Regions from separate parts of the Homo sapiens genome. Here region 2 is linked to region 1. Evidence: chromatin loops called from intact Hi-C (ENCODE). Cell type or tissue: PC-3. All regions are shown on one strand. Links, peaks and the distances in the headings refer to the core of each region. The heading gives the core; the rest is flanking DNA.

The links. A loop is a pair of places that touch in the nucleus more often than their neighbours do. Peaks named below come from ENCODE experiments on the same cell type or tissue, not always from the same donor. Only the 100,000 strongest peaks of a DNase experiment are listed, where the experiment ranks them.
Region 2: it touches region 1 in a loop (6-fold over the local background); 2 of 110 quality-filtered maps call a loop at or near these places.

Annotation. Positions count from the first base shown.
Region 1 is chr14:41,603,572-41,614,135 of GRCh38, reverse strand. It overlaps LRFN5 (leucine rich repeat and fibronectin type III domain containing 5), which reads right to left and starts at 7,260. Exons shown (of 6, transcript NM_152447.5): 1 at 5,574-7,260. In PC-3, for the core only: a CTCF peak has its summit at 4,142; a DNase peak (open chromatin) is centred at 4,195; H3K4me3 peaks cover 2,930 bases; H3K27me3 peaks cover 7,162 bases.
Region 2 is chr14:42,083,928-42,094,491 of GRCh38, reverse strand. No RefSeq gene overlaps it. Among named protein-coding and RNA genes, the nearest start is that of LRFN5, 480 kb to the right of the region's middle. In PC-3, for the core only: no CTCF peak of the experiment used is centred there; a DNase peak (open chromatin) is centred at 4,161.

The sequences.
Region 1 (10,564 bases), core at 1,063-9,062:
TTCACACCACAAAAAAATAATAAAAGGAGAGCTAATTAATAAGAAAAGTACCACATCCTATATTTCCAAAGGAGATAAGAGAAAGTTAGGTTTCACAGTAATGTAGTTGGTATGTCCCCACTAGTAAATCACATTAATACAAATATTCTATTACTCGGGAGGTAATACCACTAAAATCCATGGAAAACCTACTTGAAGATAGAAAATAAGGAGTAAAAATGAAGACTGGAATCAAGAAGTAAATTGAAGTTTGTCCTTCAAGGCTCTTGAGCACTTCCTCAAAAGAGCTGAACATGGTGGAGTGAAAATAGATCAAGATAAACAGCATTGTTTAGGCTTCCATTCCTGATTACATATGCTATTTCTGATTGAGCATCTATTGAATGAATTAGTTTTTTTGTTTTTTTTCTAAGAATTCAGAAACTGCTCCCAGAATTTGTTAAAAGTATGCTGAAACCTTAATCATTTATTGTATTACTTCTTTTCTAGAGTCTTTTATTCTTGTAAAATCTAAAATAGATTCCATTTTCTATCAAAATTCTACAATTGTTTTCCACAAGGATTATAATGCCATTTTCGAAATATTTGTTGGGAAGATTTTTTAGAGCAATAAATTATATATATGTTCCCACAAAAAAAAATGCAAGAACAGTGTGAGCTTTGAGTTTTGATAGATTTCTTTTGTAAAAAGATATATTTTCTTATTTTATTTTAAGTTCTGGGGTACACGTGCAGGTTTGTTACATAGGTAAATATGTGCCATGGTTGGAATGTACATTAGTTCAACCATTGTGGAAGACAGTGTGGTGATTCCTCAAAGACTTAGAACCATAATAATATCTGACCCAGAAATCCCATTACTGGGTATATGCCCAAAGAAGACATATTTTCTAAGAAGAGCAAAACTTGTCGGTTGACATTTTCCTGCCAATATGACCATGTAACTTAAACATTGTCTATGAAAACCAATTTCTGAGAAATATTACAAATGTAGTTTGTAGTTTAAACAATAAATCCTTTTCATGTGGTTTACTTGGAATCAGTAAAATGATAGACAGCAGAGTTATATAACCATGTAATTCCATTGTAATTTTTATCACTTATTAACCAACTTCATAATTAGTATTAAATTATGTCACATAAAATGTTTATGTAAAATTAAATTATGTTTATTAAAAATCATTTTGTCAACACAGTATCTTTCACAACAATATGATGAAAAAGCTTAAAAGTAGCATTGGTTATCTTTGAATTAAATTCTTATATTTCTGTCTTCTGTTATATGAAACTGGAATTTTCATAATAACATACAATTTATGTTGGTAGAGCATACTAAAAATGGTTCACCTCTAACTGGAATAGCTTCAATAATTATGAACATAATACTTCTTAATTTCACCATGCACATACCATGTAATGAACAAATTATACAGCCTTAGGTTCTAAATAGTCCTCAATGATTGAAGGATGCCATGGGAATAAAAATGTGGGCTCTGCAACCAGAATAAGAAGTCTCACTCTCAAGGCTTGTTGAACAAGACAGAGTTATGCACATGTGTGTCATTGGAATGATTTAGCAAAATTATCTGCTAGTTATGTATTCTAGGGGCTCTCACACCTATAAGGTCCAAATTTCCAGTTTTACTCTTCAATAATACATAAAACATAAAATTCATTATACTACATACAAAACCCTGAAGATAACGCCAATATGTTACATTTTTAAGTAAACAGAAAATAAAAATCACTGAAATAAGCTAATAGGTTAGCCAGTTAAGCCTTTAGGAAGTTTCAAGTAGCTTCCTTTTCCCAGCCTCAAAATTGGCAATAATACTTATTAGCAATCTTATTTATGACACATTTATTTTTAAATATATAATTTAGTAGATATTATGCAGTAGTTTCATGTAGAGGCAGAAATATTGTTAGATACCTGCAAGCATCTCATCCCAACCATATATCACAGCAATAGGTCAGCAGAAAGCAAGATCTCAATTTCACCAGCAAGAAAACTCAGCAAAACTACTAAGCCAAAAGTGCTTCAAACAGCAAGAAGATCCAGATCACTGATATAAATGGACAAAGGAAAATGACGGTCATTTATGAAAAGATGAAAGAGTGATAAAACATGATATAACATATGAAGATCATTTAAACACCAATGCCATAACTAGATACTGCTTTAACACCCAAAATCCATTTAATGACAGAGGAGACAAAAATAATTGAAGAGGGAATAGGGTGGGGGTATTCTCCCACAGGTAACTACAGGTCTTGCCATCGCCTCTTGAGAAAAAGGAAAGAAATCACTTCTGGCTGCTATCAGTCAGAACTAAACCTTTATGAACTTCTCCCAAAACACCAGCACAGGAATCTCATATTTCAAAAACAAGGTGTGTGTGCTCATATACACATTAGATCTATGAGGGAAGGAGAGACGTATGTGAAAGAACAGAAGGCTGGTGTTCAAGGTCATTCTCCTCTTGAAAAGAGAAAGGGAAAAAAATGACTAAAAGAAATTATCCGAGGTACAAGAATCAAGTGACAACTTCTTTTCACCTATCTGCTTATGCTTGTTCTTATAGATATCTTATTGTTCTGTCCCTATTAATAGTGACTAAAAGAGGGCTTACAAAGAAGGAGGCTTTTGGCTGGGAAATTTCCTATCAATACCTGAAGTGTTAACTCATCAATGAACCAGGCTAGTGAGCCAGGCCAGCTCTACTTAAAGACAATTCTTAACAAGGACAGTGGACTTAGATTTTCAAAGTAACTTGTACCCTCTCCATTTTTCCAGAAAAGGGAGAAGAAAAAGGTGGCAGAAATATTTTCCCCCCGCCTTAGGAACTTCTGTGCATGTAACCTTGTGCTAGTAGCTCTATTTAGTTATGACCTTTAACCTAACTCCAATCTGCACCAATGAGTGACATTTTCAAACATGCATCACACCATCATCTATGTTCAGGTTTCTGAGCATTCAGCATCCATTTTAATGCATTTGCTTTGCCTTCCCTGAGGCTGAGGGCGGAAGAACAAAGCTTAACCTGCAAAAATCGAGTCCTTAGTGGGAAAAGGCCAGAAGAAAGTGAAATAGGTGGGAGGTGATGAAAACACCTTATTTTCCAAGTACCTATATTCACCAGCATTTCTTTTTTCTTGTGCACTCTCTAGATAGGTATGAGTTACTTGCTAACAAATATTGTAAGTATGATATCAATACTGTTGTAATAGTATTCTGGGGTAATTTGGGAGGACAAAGTGGGGTCCTTGTCAGACGTTTAGAATACACAAATCAGATTTCTAAGATTTTCTGAGTGATAAGAGGATTAGAAGTAAATTCATTAAAAGACAAAAAAAAAGAGAGAAGATAAAAGAAAAAAATCCTTTTTTAAATTTATTCCCAATTATCTGTTACCTTTCATTTATTTCATTATTTAATCCAGGCAATACACTTTTTTTTTTTTTTTTTTTTTTACCTTCCCTGGGACCTCAGAGGGGTAAAGTTCTGTTAAAGTCGAGATATCTTCTGTATCATTCCTTGGTTATCCCTGGAGCTAGAAGTTACAAAGCAAATCTATCTGAAGAGTGGAAATCATGTTCTCCTCTTTCACGTTTATTGGGTACCAGGTGGGAGAGGGAGGTTAGTTGACTTTACAGAGGTGTTTCAACTAGAAACAATACGGGTATAAATGACATGATCAAACCGAGGAGAGCAAGAAGGGAGGGAAGAAAGAGGAATAAATGGAAATCTAGGAAATACACACTTAGCTTCAGGTTTTTAATCCTGATAAATCATGCAGTATTTGAATATCAAGACATTTTTGTAGCCAGCTTTCCTTCCATATTCTTCAATATTCATTGTCGCGGGGAGGGAGAGAGAGAGAAAGGTTTTGCAGGCAAAGACAGGACACCACCGCCCTCCACGCTCCTCTGTGGCTCTGGGCATCTCCCTCCTCTCGCATCCAGGCGGCCGCCTCGGCCACGATGCGCTTGCTGTCTGCCAGGGGGTCCGCTGAGCTCTTCCGCCCTGCCCGGAGAAAGTGTCAAAGCCGTCCTGCCAGCTGCAGTGGCAGAGCCCAGCCCCCAAAGCCCGCTGCATACATGGCCTTGTAGCACCACCAGCCTGCGAGGGCTGCAGCAGCAGCCGAGCCCAGACTCGAAGAGGAGTTGGGGACGTCAGTGCGCAGGGACAAGCAGAGCAGCTATCGGCCAGCTAGAAGTCTGCAAATGCCATCATATGGATATCTATAGAAATGCAGCGAGTGGGGGAAAATCAGGCAGCGCCCCTACACTTCCTAAACGGCGTTAGCAAAGAGAACCCCCCGCCCCCCAGCAGCCCCAGTCACTGCCTCCTGAAGCAGGGCACCCTGAGCTTGGCTGGGCCAAATCCTCCGCTGAATGTAGCCAGCAAGCAGCTCCCAAAGGCGGGAGACAAACGAACACTCCTTAGTTAAATTATTCAGACCGTCTTCACTATGGAATAAAACATTGATGAGACTACTTTGGAAGTGCTTTATCTTGTTAATTCTAATGTCTTCGAGAAAGGAGTGAAATTTTCCGATGGGGGCGGGCGCTGAGATAAGACGAAAGGGAATTCAGGGGAAAAAAAGGCGCCAGGGTAAAGGGCTTTGGAAGTTAACTAAATTTGTTCTGCTTCAGCCGGCCATGGAAATCTCATTTTAACATACCAGACCCAATATGTTAATTAGGCAGTCGCAAATCCAACCTGCTCCTTGTAAATCAAGGCACCGGAAAAAAAAAATTCAAAATATCTATTATACAGGGATAAAACAAACAAACAAACAACAACAACAAAAAAACGCGCAAAGGAGTTGCGTGTCCGTGACGGGGACAATACAGCTGGAGAGAATGTTGGGTGGTGGCTATCGTTTTAGCCTGGTTCTGCTAGATATAAAAATGACTTCTTTCATGGATTTATTCTGCTACATAAAAGCACGTCCTGGCAGTTAAACACCATATCTCAAGACACACAGCCGTGACAATATGTATTCCCTTTCATGCAAACCAAGTTCCAAGAAAACTCCATTTCGAGTCAAAGTCTCCAGATGCGTAATTTACAACTACTAAAAAGATCTGGCAAGCTCCTCCACAACAAGGAAAGGAAAACAACCTGGCACCAGAGGTAGAAAAGGGTAGAAAAGATCTTTGGTTTAAATGATGGGTGGAAACCAAACACCCACTCACACTTCACAATCTGGAAAGGGTTGGGTACCAAATGGTCCGTGGCAACCACAGCCTGAAGGAAACACAGAATTTTGATCTCTGGCATCTTCAGACAGGTTCCACACGCCTAGCTCTCAAAAAATATCCTCAGGGTGGAGCACATCCATATTCTCAAAGCTTTCACTACTAGATTAAGTGCTTAGGTATAGATTTATATTTCACCTACTAGAAATCGTATTACAAAATCACAGAGCAGGCGCCCTTGGATACCCAACCCTTCCCAATGATTTTCAAAACATTAATAAGTAAAGTAGCCTGCAATGCAGATAAGACACTAGAAACAAGATCAAAAGGAAATTGGGTGAGGCGAGTAATCGTTGGTTTGTTACCTGGTGCCTCTAAGGGAAAAGACGGTCGTAGGAAGACTTTCTGCCTGCAGGTACAATCCCGGCAAGGTGGCTCCAGGTGGCTTTCACAGTCGTACGCGGGTCTCGCTCGTCACTTCGCTGCCCTTTGCCATAGCTCAGCACCCGCATCGTAGGGAATCGGAAAGGCGGCTCCTGCCACTGCCGCCGCTGCCCGCAGGTCGCTCTGGGTGGGGGAATCGCTGCAATCGCCCCATGAAACCCGCGGCTCCGCGCCCGGGGAGCGGGCAGAGGCAGGGCGGCCGCGCACGCACACACAGACACACGCTCACACTCACACACACTCGCACCCGGGCGCGCGCGCACTTGCACTCACACTCGCACACGCACACCCAGCACTGCACGGGGAGGAAGCAGCACGGAGGGAACCGGTCCTTCTCACGATTGGCTTCGAAGCCCACCGGACCGCGGGCAGCAAAGAGAGCGTTCTCGCATAGCCCTTTAATCACGTTTCCTTCAAGTTCTCCTCCAACCCGAATCCACGTAATTCAAGAGCTGGTGACATTTTGGTGGGGAGGAGGGAGCCGAGAAAGGGCTGAGGAAGAGTCGGGGATTTTGTTAAGCAGTTTAATAAGCAATCCTCATTACCTTATTTGTTTTGTTTTGTTTTGTATAGCAAACCAGTTCGAAGGGCTGAACTTTTGGCTTCAAATGCTGTGAACCAAAACGTAAATATCCTTCTGGCCAAGAGAAGAAGGTGTAGATACACGGAAACAAGAGGGCTGCAAGACACTCTCTTGACCTTGTGATGTACCTGGAAGCAGGTTAATATTGGCGCTTTCCAAGCTTCTGGGTAAAGCGATCCACACACCTGGGTCCACAGCCCAGCAGCCGCTCCAAATCCAGCCAGGAAAATGGGTCTGGGCGTCCTCAGAGCTCTGCAAGAACCCGGGCATGAAGGGGCATCGCCGAGTTAACACATTTGCTTCTGGGCAGTTGGATAAAAGACAGTCAAATGCATCAGATAGGCGCGCGCGTACACACGCGCGCGCACACACACACGCAGCTAGCTGGAAAGCGGCTTACAAAACACTAGAGACATGCCAAGATGACTTGAAAAGGTAGCCAACATCCAGGATCTTTCCGGAACACAGAAGGGCCAGCAGGGAGGTTATCAAAGTCTTCTCAAGTCTTTCAATTCTTCCTCTCTCCTCTGAGTGTGTGTGTGTCTGTCTAGGTTTCGTTGGTCTGCCCCACCCCCGTCCAGTTGCGCTTTTTTTTTCTGATATAACGGACCGTGCAAAATGGATTATATGGGTGGGCTGTGTTCACAGCCAGAGCTCCCCAAAGTCAAGGATCCTAAGGGAGCAGCCAGCTGCTAAACAATTCACATCCTCAAGGGAAGAAGGAAAAACACGCTCAAACACACGCAAACACGCGCACACACATACATAGTCCTCCGTTCGGGCAGCTCTGCACACGCTCACCGCCTCCCTGCGCGCCGCGGAACACAGCGCCCCGCCCGCTGGCCACCGCGCTGGGGCGAGTCCGCAGTTCAGGCGCGAGGCAAGCAGCCGAGGTCCGGGGCTGCGGCCGCGGCCGGGGCGGACCCGGGAGCTGGGCTTCCCAAAGCGTCGCGTGTGGGCAACGGCGGCCTCCTGGCCGCGTGGAACTGAGCCCTGCGCTGCAGCATGAAGGCGGCGGCGGCGGCGGCGGCGGGCGCGCGGCCGTGAGCTCAGCCCGCGCTGCAGTGACGGGAGCGGCCGTGTCGGCCAGACCCCGAGAGTCCGTGAGACCCCGGCCGGGGCCGCTCCGCTGCTGTCAGCCCTCGGGCCTCCCAGCCAGACTGGTTCTGAACCGATTTATCAGGGGGTTGCGGAGAGGGCCGGCGAAGCGCCAGGAAATCCCCAGGCTGAGGAGGCGCGGGGGCGTTGCAGGAAGGGGGAAGGGAAAAGGCAGAAAACCTGGAGAATGAAAGCGAACTTCCAGGGGCGTCCCCAGCCTCCTGCAAAAGGGCAATTTGCTGATCGCCCACTTCCTCGCAGTTACGGGATAGAGAGAATCATCACTGAGTCAAGCTTCGGCTGCTTAGGGCGGTGGGAAAAGTCATTATCTATAATAACCCGCCGGAAATTTTGAGGAGAGCTACTGACTTGGGGGTTTCAGTCATCTGAGGCTGGCTTCCGCTGTCCCCTTAGTTGTGGGTGGTGATTTGCTTACTAATCAGATGGGAGCGGATTCTGAAAAGAACATTTATATTTGGGAATCAACTCAGCTCAGCATCAGACATTACGAATACTGCAGTTGGTCACATTTTACTATGTGAAGGGCAGAAAGGGAGCCCAACAGTCTTCATAAGCCAGACCTAGTCTCTAAGGTCACCGGCACAGACGCAGGGTCTAAAGCAGGAAAGAGGTGCGACTGGAAAGGAGGTTAGACAGGGCCCTGCGGGAATGGATCTGCCCGGAGCCCTCGCCTGGTTTTGCTTGAGACTCCGACAAGACTCCCAATGCTTCTCTCCCCGACCCTATCCCCACTCCCTCCATCCTGGAAAAGCCAGTGAGCAAAGTTAACTCTTTCTTCTAAGAAACCCTGAGTGAAATCTTGCTCTTCCTTTCTGCTAGAGTCCTGAAACCCTTTCGCTTCTCATTGTGGGTTCACCAGCACGTGGTCTTCGGACACTGAGAGCACCTTCGCTCTCAGCTGTGATCCTAGCTAGCCCAGACACCAGTCTGTACCCAAAGGAAGAGTAGGAAGTTGCAAAGGGAAGCTGGCTAACAAGGGCTTCTTCTGCCCTACTTGGCAAAGGCCCATACGGGTGGCCTCCGTGGATATGGAGCTCCTTCATTTTGTTCCAAAAAGAGCTCTGCCAGGCTTTACCATTGCCCTGGAGGTGCACAGGCGCCCGTATACTCGAGCACAACCATGGGCTCACCCCAAGCGCGCACACCTGCACCCACGCGTAAGGAAGAACCACACAGCTATCTCTGTCGGGGAAGAACACGAGGAGTGAAGTGCTTTAGGTGGAAACTCCTCACATCTCCTTTCTTTCCTCTGCTCCCCCTCTCTGCCCCTGGTACTCCGGATCCAATCCTTGGCTTAGGAATCCACTCAAGCCACGTCTGGCTGCTTTGTTCCAGAGGAGCGCAGCTCCGAGACTGCACTTCAGCGGTGCAGCCTCCCTCCAGGTCGGCGAGCGGCGCCAGATCCGGGACTTCAGGGTCTCCGCGGGAGCTTAGGAGGCTCAGGATCTGAGTTGGAGAGCTGGAAGGCCAAACTCCGAGCCGCTGAGGGACTGCGCAGGAAGACCACAGAAATAAACCAAAGGGACACCGCGGACAGATGTACCAGAGGACACCACTGAAGTCCAGGAGAATCTCCACCAAAACCATCAGCGTTTTCCTTGTAGCTTTCTGTCCCTCGAAGTGGAAAGTTGAGGTTTCTGAGAAGTCCACGGAGAGAACCTGCAGCAAACTGAAGCCACAGACTCCGAAGGCATAGGGAGAAAAAATGCTTCCATCCCCCTTTCACTTTAAACTTGATCGCTTCTGGGACTTCACTGGAGGGCGGTGGAGTTGCACCAACCTGGAGTACAGGCAGATCCCAGCGAGCACTTCCAAGTACTTTAGGACGTGGGGGTGACTCTTTTTTCTTCAGGATTGTCCCACTTGCCACCCTTTCCAGCTGAGCTGATAGGAACCAATGAAAGTCTAGGCGATGAGGATTTTCCGTTACCTCAGGGATCAAAGTATAAAATGTTGAATGAGAAACCCGAAGACCTTGCATCGCTGGGCTGAATAACTTGTTTTCTTTTTTATGGTGTCCAGACTGAGGTAGGGAGGGGACACACTGACCTAGCTGTAAGAAGTCAAGGGTTGGGACAAAACAAAGTTCAAATATATACTGGAATTTGTGTGTGTGTGTGTTTCAGAAACTGTGTGTGTGTGTGTGTGTGTGTGTGTGTGTGTGTGTTTTCAGCTTGAGAAAGATGAAATCACGTTTCCTTAATGCTGGGAGTAATAATGCTTAATGCTTAACTTTTCATTGTTCTTTCATGTTTCAAGCCCTACCAGGCCCAGGAAAACACTTCTTTCCGTTTCCTGTAGCCTTCCTGCGTATCATGCATTATATTTGAAAGTGCTTTCCTCTACTTTCCTCATTTTATCTCAATAATCTCTGCTAAAACCAGATAACTTTCACCCTCCCGGTTCAGCATTTGCTCTTTTCCCTCCTACACAAGCTGATTAGAATTTGCAAAGAGAGAGGAAGAAGAAAGGTTCTATTTTGTTTCATGATTGTTGCTAGAAAACGGCAAGACCTCGGGAGAGAGACCAGCATATTATTTCCCAGTGGATGTCAGAGCTAGCAAAGTTTTTTTTTTTTCTTTAAATTTTATTCCCTAGCAGGTCAAAAACTAGTATGTTTGCAAGAACAATTTCTAGTTTGCTCATAAAACTATTGTTATTAGCCACTCTAAGGTTGGCATACTTTTAAAAGTTCAAACAAGTTCCTTCTAGAATAGGGTTCTTTTAAACATTAACATTTAAAAAGAAGTAATTTTTTTCATAAATAATTTAGATTTAACTCTTTACCTCTATAGTATATCTGCCTTACTTCGTTAATGTGTCCCCTGATTTACTGCCTATGTCAAAGCACTTTTAAAATAATGTCAATTTTCTTGTTCTCCCAGTTCATTTTTCTGAGGACCAATGGTGATAAGTGTTGGTCTGCCTATCTTCCCAGAATAATCCAAGATTTGGGGAAAGAAAGAGTATTTTGCTAATTTCAGGTAATTAATGGAGATATGAATGTTTTTCAGTTAAAGTGATGAATATCAAAAGATTACCTGAGTTTCTGTTTATATTGTTATTTAATATTTGAGTTTCTCTTTAAGGTAGTAAAAAAGTTATGATCTAGTTTTTTTTAATGGCGTTAACAATTAGTTTGCACATCTTATGCATTTTATTTACATGGATTAAAGTATGTGGTAAGTTATCACTTTAATTCATAAATTT
Region 2 (10,564 bases), core at 791-8,790, 480 kb before region 1:
AAAGTGTATTAGGGTTCTCTGGAGAGACAGAGATAGTAGGATATATGCATATATGAAACGGAGTTTATTAAGGAGAATTACCTCCCATGATCACAAGGTGAAGTCCCACAATGCGCCATTTGCAAGCTGAGGAGCAGAGAAGCCTGAGTAGAGGCTCAGCCTGAGTCCCAAAACCTCAAAAGTAGGGAAGATGACGGTGCAGCCCTTAAGTCTATGGCCGAAGTCCCGAAAGCCTCTGGCAAACCACTGGTGTAAGCCCAAGAGTTCAAAAGCTAAAAATCTGAAGTCTGATGTTCAGAGCAGGAAGCATCCAGCAAGGGAGAAAAATGAAGGCCCTTAGCAAATCAGCTTCTTCCACCTTCTTCGGCCTGTTTTTTCTAGCTGTGCTGGCAGCAGATTGGAGGGTCACTGACTCAAATGTTAATCTCCTCTGGCAACACCCATAGACACCCATGTACACTCAGAAACAGTACTTTTCGTCCTTCAATCGAATCAAGTTGACATTTAATATTAACCATCACAGATAGCTTCATCTGGATACTATGAATTAATAAAACCATGCAAAGATATAAGAAACAGTCTGAAATCTGACCCTTGAGCTTCATTCCTCTCTACTTTTCTGAGTTATTCATGAAGCTTCCACTTCCTTTCTGTCTTCCATTTATTGAAATTTTAGCACATATATTAATTCAAATATTTGCACTGTAGCATCAAATTCATACATTTTCTTTGTAATTTGGTGGGGTACAGGTAGAGAAGAGATAAATATGTATGGACGATCAACTATGATTAAACAAAGTCTCCAATATATGAAATTTCTATGCTGATTATATCACGTGTTTTCTGTGCAAACATATTGTAAAGTTAATAGCTGCAAAATATTCCATTACATATATGTAAAATATTTTACTTAAGCTACTATGTTGGAAATTATAGATTGTTACCAAACTCCACTAAATGAGACATTAGAATGCCTATCATTTCATGTAAAGGTTTCTTATACAATTAAGCATGCTCTATATTTAAAAACAAGACAAAATTACAATTACCAATAACACATGCATAATTGAAAGTTCATGATACGTTTACAAATGCATTCCCTGAAGAATTCTATGATTTTTTACAGCTGATGTATAAAAGTGCTTCTGTGGTCATTTGTTTAAAGTGACATTATGAAACTCTGGGGGAAGCCTTTCCCATTATTGTTTATGGTCAATGAAATCCTGTGGAGATAGAAGATTCTCATGTGGAATTATTACTCTGGTATTAATTTGGAAGATAAGCATCTAAATAGATGGTTTCTCTTCAAATAGGTAACCAACTATCCAAAAATCATTTATTGAGTAATATATTGTCTTTTTGATAATATTTTGTCTTCATTATTTGACATTATTTGACATTTAATGTGTGTATTTCCTTTAAATATATATTATATATATGTAATATATATACTTATGTAATATATATGTAATATATATAATATATATTACATATATATTATATATTACATATATATTATATATATTACATATATAATATATATTACATATATATTATATATTACATATATATAATATATATTACATATATAATATATATTACATATATATTATATATTACATATATATTATATATATTACATATATAATATATATATTATATATGTTATATATTATATATAACATATATAATATATTATATATATATTACATTATATATATATATATATATATATATATATATATATATATATATATGGAGAGAGAGAGAGAGACAGAGAGAGAGAGAGAGAGTCTTCCCTGGGTGTAGTAGGCAGAATAATGACCCCAAAATATATTCATGTTCTAATCCCCGGAACATTTGTGTATGTTGCCTTACATGGCAAAAGGAACTTTGCTGATGTGATTAATATAAAAGTCTTGAGATGAAGAGGTTATTTTGGGTTATCTAGGTCACTCCAATGTAATCTCAAGTGTCCTAAAAAGAAAGAGACAGGAGTGTCAGTTACAGAAAGAGGTGACTATGAAAGGATAGAGAAAGAGAGACAGAAATTTGAAGATGCTATGCTGCTGGCTTTGAAAATGGAGGAAAGGGCCATGAGTCAAGGAATATAAGCAGTCCCTAGAAGCTAGCAAAGGCAAGGAAACAGATTTTTCCCTAGAGCCTTCAGAGAGAATGCAGCCTTGCCAAACCACTTTAGACTTTTGAACTCAGAGCTGTGAAAGAATCAATTTGTGTTTTTTTAAGCCACTAAGTTTGTAATAATTTGTTATGGCTACAATAGGAAACTAATACATTGGGTTATTAATTCTATTCCATTAAATGGCAGTGCCTAATTCCTCTGAAAGCACACTTTATTTCTATCATCATAGCAATTAATATGTTATACTAACTGCCTTTTCACTTTTCCATGCCCCCACTTCCCAACACCAAGAAAAATGGTAAACTCTGCAATGCCAGATTGTCTCCCTCTCCTTCAGTTGATTGTCAATGCCCAGGAAAATATAATACACAATAAGGATGTGTAGGTCCATTCCCATGCTGCTATAAAGAACTGCCTGAGACTAGGTAATTCATAAAGGAAAGAGATTTAATGGATTCACAGTTCCACATGGCTGGGGAGGCCTCAGGAAACTTACAATCATGGCAGAAGGGGAAGCAAACACATCCTTCTTCACATGAATGGCAAGAAGGAGAAGTGCTAAGCAAAAGGGTGAAAAAGCCCCTTATAGAACCATGAGATCTCATGAGAACTCACTCACTGTCATGAGAGCAGCAGCATGGGACTAATTGCCCACATTATTAAATCACCTCCCCTTTGGTCCCTCCCATGACACATGGAGATTATGGGAATTGCAATTCAAGATGAGATTTGGGTGGGGACACAGCCAAACCCTATCAGAGAGCAATAAATATTTGTTGAATGAAAAAATTACTAGAAAATTTTAATGGTTTTGTAAATGAGGTCTTTGTGTAGTTTAATATTTATCCTAAAAATACCTAATTTATATTATTTCAAATGTTCCCCAATGATGAAGTGATCACTTTTAAATAAAATTTATTTTAAAAATTTAAAAGATTTTTTTTTACTTTAATAAATTTTATTATTGTATTGAATGCAACTCTAAGAAAGTCTCATAATTACTGGGTCAATATGTGGCCTTCTAAATGTTTGTTTTTATTGATTTAATTTCTGTCGTTTAATTTTTTTTAACTAAGAGTGGCTAAGAGAAATGAACCCATGTAAACTTTCCCTTTATGTGCTACTGGAGTGATTTGCCTTGCTTTCTCGGTGCTAAGAAAATTTTTGGTCTTTTTTTGGAAGTTATTGTATGCTAATTTGGTGAGAGTTATGTTTTTTTGCAGGGTTTGCTTTTTCACATGCACAGGAGAAATCTTCAACTAGTCGTATTTTCAATTTCACTTTGTCCACCAGGAAAACATACCGTCACCCTGCAACTCAACTACAGTAACTATGTAGCATCTAATGATTTGTATGTAAGCAACTTTGCTTTCTTTGATTTCTTGACTTCACTTTCACATTTTCTCTGACCCTGTATTTGTACATTATACTACATATATTACAATTAGTTAAGTGAAATCATTTGTTTCCCAAGACAAAGACTTATAAAAACAACTCCAAATGAATTATTACTGGTAAAAGGCAAAGCTTTCGATGTTCATAATTTGACTTATAAATAGCTTCTTTAGTAAACACTTGAATTTTGACAGTTTCACATTTTATATTCTTTATTTCTAGGTATGCACATTTACTTCAGAATGTGATAAACCTGTCTAAATGTTTTAAACATTTATACCTCTTATTTCTGTTTTATATATCATTACATCACTTAAAATTTCTGTACCTTAAATAGAAGTAATGAAAGCAGTGTTTCATGCTTTCTACAGGATTAATAGAAAGACTCATTTATGGACACCCATTACTAAAAGCAAAATATTTATATTTTTTATTGGATCTTTATTTTTATTTTTAAATGCTCTCATATTTCAAATGTAAACTCAGAGGAAAAAGGAACCATGACTCTATTATTTTATTCAGCAAACATTTATTAACTTATCCATAAATACCATGAGTCAATGACTGTTCACAAATTATTCAGATGAAGATAACTGAGTCACTATCCTCAATAAATTTACGGACTACTGGGTAATTGCAATACGGATTGGTATGATCCATGACATTCCTAATGCATCGCAGAACATAAGCTGATTCTACTATGGATAAGCATGAAGACAGAAATCATATAGGAAACTTCCTTGACTCTTGCAGGTTTGCATTTGTATGCATCACATCTATATCATCCACCAGAAAAGTATTCATTAATTGTTAAGAAAATTTTATTGTGATACTTTTCCTAAAACAAAACTTAAACAAATAAAAATTCCACTAATAGCTGAGTGTTTTTAATTGCAATAAATTAAATGTTTAATTCATTTTATTATATTTTTTATTATCTTTGTGTAGAATTATTTGCCAATAACAGTCTTGGTATTTTGAATGAGCTCATTTTTGGAATTAAAACAGAGAAAACAGTATCATAGCAGCCTTACAAGTGATAATTGAGGCTAAGGGTTATTGGTAATTGGGGATTGGGGACATTGAATGCTACAATCAAGGCTATATAGCAAATTGTTAACAGAATACTTTAAAAAATTTATATTGAACTCCTATCCCACCATTCTTGATACTAGCTACTAATTATTTATTTGCACTTTGTTTTGCATTCCAGTTCAAATTATATACCTCTGCTTCAGAATTTTGATAAGAATTTATATTATATACAGTATATTATTATATACTACATATTATATAAGTCTAATATTTTAAATATATATTGCATACACATGTAACACATTGTATATTAATACAAACATCTCCACTTAAAACTGTAATAAATGCCAGCTCAACTTGTATAAAACCAAATTTGTTATTTTTCTCCTCCAGACCTGAGCCACCTACAATGTTTCTCAGTTGTTGGCAAATTTATTCCTTTACTTACTCAGTCCAAAACTTTGCAGTTACCCTTACTCTCTTTAACACACCTTCCATCCTGTCTATCAGAAAAAAAACAAAAAACAAACAAACAAAAAAAAAAACTTGGAAATTTCACATTCAAAATACATCCATTAATCCAAAAACTTTTCATAGCCCAGGCTCCCTGACATGTTTTATCCAGAAAATGATAGCTATAGTAATCCTTAAAAAAATGTAAATCAGATTAGATTAGGACATTCCTCTGCAACCTCTGCATACAACTCTCACTGAATCCATAATACGGTCAGAATAAAAGCCACTACAAGGTTCTAATCCTTCCTTTCCTTTACTTCTGATTGCATTTCCTACCATTCTCTCAATGGTTCACTCTCTTCTAGCTGAGATGGTTTTCTTAAAATTCCTGGTAACTGTCAAGTATACTCCCCCTTAGGGCCTTTGCAATTACTCTAGTTCTGCTTTCACCACTCTCCAACCTGACAATCAGCTGTTAATTTCCTCACCTTATCAAGTCTTGCTCTAATATCACCATTTCATTCACCCTAACATTGCATTACTCCCTCAGCCCATTTTTCTTATATTTTTAATAACACCTATCATTTTGCAACATTTTATAAAATGCATAATGTTACTTTTCTGTTATGTTTACTATATGTCTCCTCAATTACAATATAAGCTTCATAAGGGCAAATATTTTTATTTGGTTCCTTGATGGAGCCCAAGAATATGAATGGTGACTGGCACAACTAGGAGCTCCATCAATGTGAATGAATGAGTGAATTTTAAAAGGTGAGAGATTGCAATATGGCAATGCCATATTAGTACCATTTCTAAGATGGTGAATGTCTTAATAAAATTTAATAAAAAATTATATTGGAAGATACTTTCTAACTGAACTAAATTTTATTTGAAATAACTAAATATACAACACTCTTTTATTCTTAAATCAAACATATACAAATTTTATACTTACCTGGAAATTTAAAATTTTACCTAACTCTAACTTTTTATATTGCATTAATGCATTCCACCAGTACTTTATTATATAATAATTCTACTTTTTCACTTTTTATTTACAAGTAAAACTTACCATTGTGTCATCTTAACACAGTTTATATCAAGGCTAAATACCTTGTTTTATTTATTTATTTTTCCATACAAAAGTATCTCCTTCCAAACTTTTGGATCCAAATACCAAACTGAAAAACTTACATTCTTCCAGCCTTGAAAAAATAACAATAACAACAACAAAAAACACCACATGGCCTTTAAGATGATATGATCCTTGACCCTATAGTTTCATGTAGTTTCAATAGCCCTGTCTGCCAAACTGAAGATAGAAAACCCATTCTACCTCCTGCTGTTGCCACTCAGTACTGTATCACTGAGTGTTTCAAAAGACACCTTCTCAAAAACAGCATGAAGTAAACTGCTTTCTAATATGAGAAAAACAGCCTTGACTCTGAACATCACTTGGAGGTCAATTTCACTCTCTTAGCTTTTTTCTTCATTTTCAATGAGTTTTTCAGACAGAGGTATAGATATAATCTCTCTCTCTCTCATGCACACACACACACACTCTCTATAAAACACGTACACACACACACAGAGAATTCCCAAATATCACAATCTTCTATATTGTGTATAACTTTGTGTTTTAAATCTTGTTGTCTTAAAATTTGGGTTCAAATCATCTTTCTCTTTTCTTGCTCCTTCTATTCATTTTATAACCAGAAGTAATTGGATATAAAGACCTTAAATTTAGTCACAACTGAAATAACTGATTTGCACTTTATATATTTGACATTATTGCCTGCGAAGTTGAAATATTGACTCTGCACTTGTTTTGTTATTGTTGTTTCTTCCCCAAACCTCCACCTTAATCACACAGCTGTATGTGTCTTCCACAGCCTCCTGTATTGCTTTTCATTTAGTTGGAATAATTTTCCATAATTTAGATGTTTGATAGGTAACTATATTTGTCAAATCTTCTAAGGCAGTGTTGCCCAGCTGTTGGCTTTTTTTTTTCATTTTAAAGGGAAAATATTTCTGTGATACTCAGTAGATGATAAAAAGTCATTTGATAAAAGTCGAAACTCATACTTAGAAAATTTCTATATAAAATACAAACAGAAACTAATATACATTGAATATCAGAAAACATAAAAGCAAATATCTTGAATATGAAAACCTGAAAATTAATATGATAATATACGAAAGTATCTGGCTCCAAAATATTACAAAGATCAATTTTTTATTACTCTAGGAAACAAAAACTTAAAAAATGGCAAGCAAATATATTCTCTTTGAAATAGCAACCAAAAGTTAAAATGCAGACAAATTAATATAACAAATATCCCAACTATGAAAAATGATTTTAAGAAACACAACATAATATTTGAATAAATTAGTTATAACATGTTCTTGAATGAAAATAATCAAAATGTAAAAATATCGATGTCCCCCTTTAATATACAAATTTAATAGAAAATTTCTATATAAAATACAAATAAAAACTAATATACATTGTTTATACATTATTTTATGTATATATACACACACATATATATAAATGAAGCCACGCTAATCTAATCTCCTGATAATGGCAAAAACATCTTAAGTACAACGTTGGGAAAAGAAGGACCTATTTATTAAATAATAATAACCTCACTAAAAAACTACAGGAAGAAGATAAAAACTGAATTCTTGTCATACGTCATATAGGAAAACATTCTAGGACATGGGGAAGAGCAAGAAGGCAAAATAGAAGGCTACACTGATCATCGCCGCCACCACCCCACCACAAGGACACCAATTTAACAACTACCTACACACAAAAAACACCTTCATAACAGGCAAAAAGTCAGGTGAGCACTCACAGAATGTTGTTTTTAATTCATGTTGCTGAAAGATGCACCGAAGAGGGTCTTAAGTTAAAAACGTCATTCCTTCCGAATCCCCTTTAAGTGGCGGTGTGATGTGGAGAGCATTTTTGTGCACTGGGAAGAGGGAGAGTCCAAAAATGATGATGCATTGAACTCAGAGTTGCCTTATTATAATAAAGAACAAAATGAGACCCAACTGAGCTTGTGGTCACCCATGGAGGGAGCATTGAACTCAGTCCTAGGCAGAGGGGAATTGACAATGCGAGTGGTGAGAAATTGATATCTCACAAGCCTCACCACCATGGGCTAAAGTGCACCGAGGCTCCAAATAAACCTGAAAGGTGGTCTAGGACACTAGGACTGCAAATCTTAAACAAGTCCTAGTGCTGAACAGGGACCAGAGACAGCAGACTAGGGGCTAGAGCAACCTACTGAGGCACCAGCTGGGAAAGCTAAGAGAGTGTCGGTATCATCTCTCCTCTAAACCCAGTCTGCACAGTTTATGGCTCCAAAAGATATCCCTTCCCTCCACTTGAGGAGAGGAAAGGGCAGAATAGGGAAGACTTTATCTTGCATCTTGAATACCAGCTCAGCCACAGCAGAATGTGGCTCCGGTCAGAGTCATGAGGCCCCCTTTCCAGGCCCTAGCTCCTGGATGACATTTGTAGACACACTCTGGGCCAGAAGGGAGCCCATTGCCTTGAAAGAAATGGCCTAGTACTGGCAGGATTCATCACCTGCTAACTGAGGAGCCCTTGGGCCCTGAATAACTAGCAGTGTTACCTAGCTACTATGTCAATGGCCTTGGGTGAGACTCAGAGACTTGCCAGATTCAGGTACTAGCTCAGCCACAATGAGGTAGAGCACCAAGCAGACTCTTGGAGTCCCCAGTTCAAGAACTTGGCTCTTGGAGGGCATTTCTGAACCCACCCTGGGCCAGAGGAGCGCCTACAACCCTGAAGAGTGAGTCCCAGGCAAAGTCAGCATTCACCACAAGCTGACTTAAGAGACCCTGGGCCTTTAGGAAACATCAGTGGTAGTCTTCAGTACTCCCAGTGGGCCTGTGGTGATGGTAATCATAGGGTAAGGAACCTCAGCCTTTGTAAAGGGGTGGGAAGGGCTGCATCTTGTGTTTCGAGTTACAGCTTAGCCATAGTACAGTACAACACCAGATAGACTTCAAAGGATTTTCACTCCAGTCTCTAGATCCCAGACAGCACCTCTGGACACATCTGAGGACTGGGGGAACTCACTGCCTAGAAATGAAGGACCCAGCCTATCTGACTTTGCTGTCTGCTGACTGTAGAGTCCCAAGTCCTTGAACAAACATAGGTGGTAGTCAGGTAGTGGTTACAGTGGTCCTTCGTTGAGACACAGTACTGTTCTCACTTTAGGTCTGATCCCGCAGAGTCTTAGAGGTGATGTCCACAACCACCCACTTCCAGGTGGCTTATAACAGAGAAGAGAAAAAGAGTCTTTGCCTGGTAATCCAGATAATTATTCCAAATCTTCTTCAAGATTATCAAGGTGGTACCTTTATGCATCTGCAAGAATCACAGTATTACTGGGCTTGTGGTGCCTCCTAAAGCCGATATAGCTTAGATCACTGCACCCAAGTCCTTTCAAATGTCTGGAAAGCATCCCCAAGATGGACGAGTACAAACAAGTCCAGACTAAGGAGACTACAATAAATATCTAACTCTTCAATGGCCAGCACAGACAAACATCTACATGTATCAAGACCATCCAGGAAAACCTAAAATCACCAAATCAACTAAACAAGGTACTAGGGACCAATCCTGGAAAAAAACAGATATGTGGCCTTTCAGAGAGAGATAATTCAAAACAGCTGTGTTGAGAAAAGTCAAAAAAATTCAAGGTAACCCAGAGGAGGAATTCAGAATTCTATCAGATAAATTTAACAAAAAGATTGAAATCATTAAAGGGAATTAAACAGAAATTCTGGAGCTGAAAAATGAAGTTGGCATATGGAAGACTGCATCAGGGTCTTTTAATAGCAAAATTGATAACCAGAAGAAAGAATTAGTGAGCTTGAAGACAGGCTATTTGAAAATACATAGTCAGAGGAGACAAATGAAAAAAGAATTTAAAAAATAAAGCACACCCAAAGGATTTAGAAAATAGCCTCAAAATGGCAAATCTAAGAGTTATCGGCCTTAAAGAGGAGGTAGAGAAAGTGACAGGGGTAGAAAGTTTATTCAAAGGGTTAATAACAGAGAACTCCCTAAAGACAAAGAAGGATATTAATATCCAAGTCCACAAAGGTTATAGAGCACCAAGCAGATTTAACCAAAAGAACTACTTCAAGACATTTAATAATCAAACTCCCAAATGTTAAGGATAAAGAACGTACCTTAAAGCAGCAACACAATAGAAACAAATAACATGTAATGGAGCTCCAATACATCTAGCAGCAGATTTTCAGCGGAAACCTTACAGGAGGAGATAGTGGCATGACAAATTGTATTATTAGATGGTAAAGGAAAAAACCTTCTACTCTAAAACATTATACCCAGTGAAAATATCCCTCAACCATGAAGAAGAAATAAAGACTTTCCCAGACAAACAAAAGCTGAAGGATTTTATCAACACCAGACCTGTCCTACAAGAAATGGTAAAGGTGATATTTCAGTGAGAAAGAAAA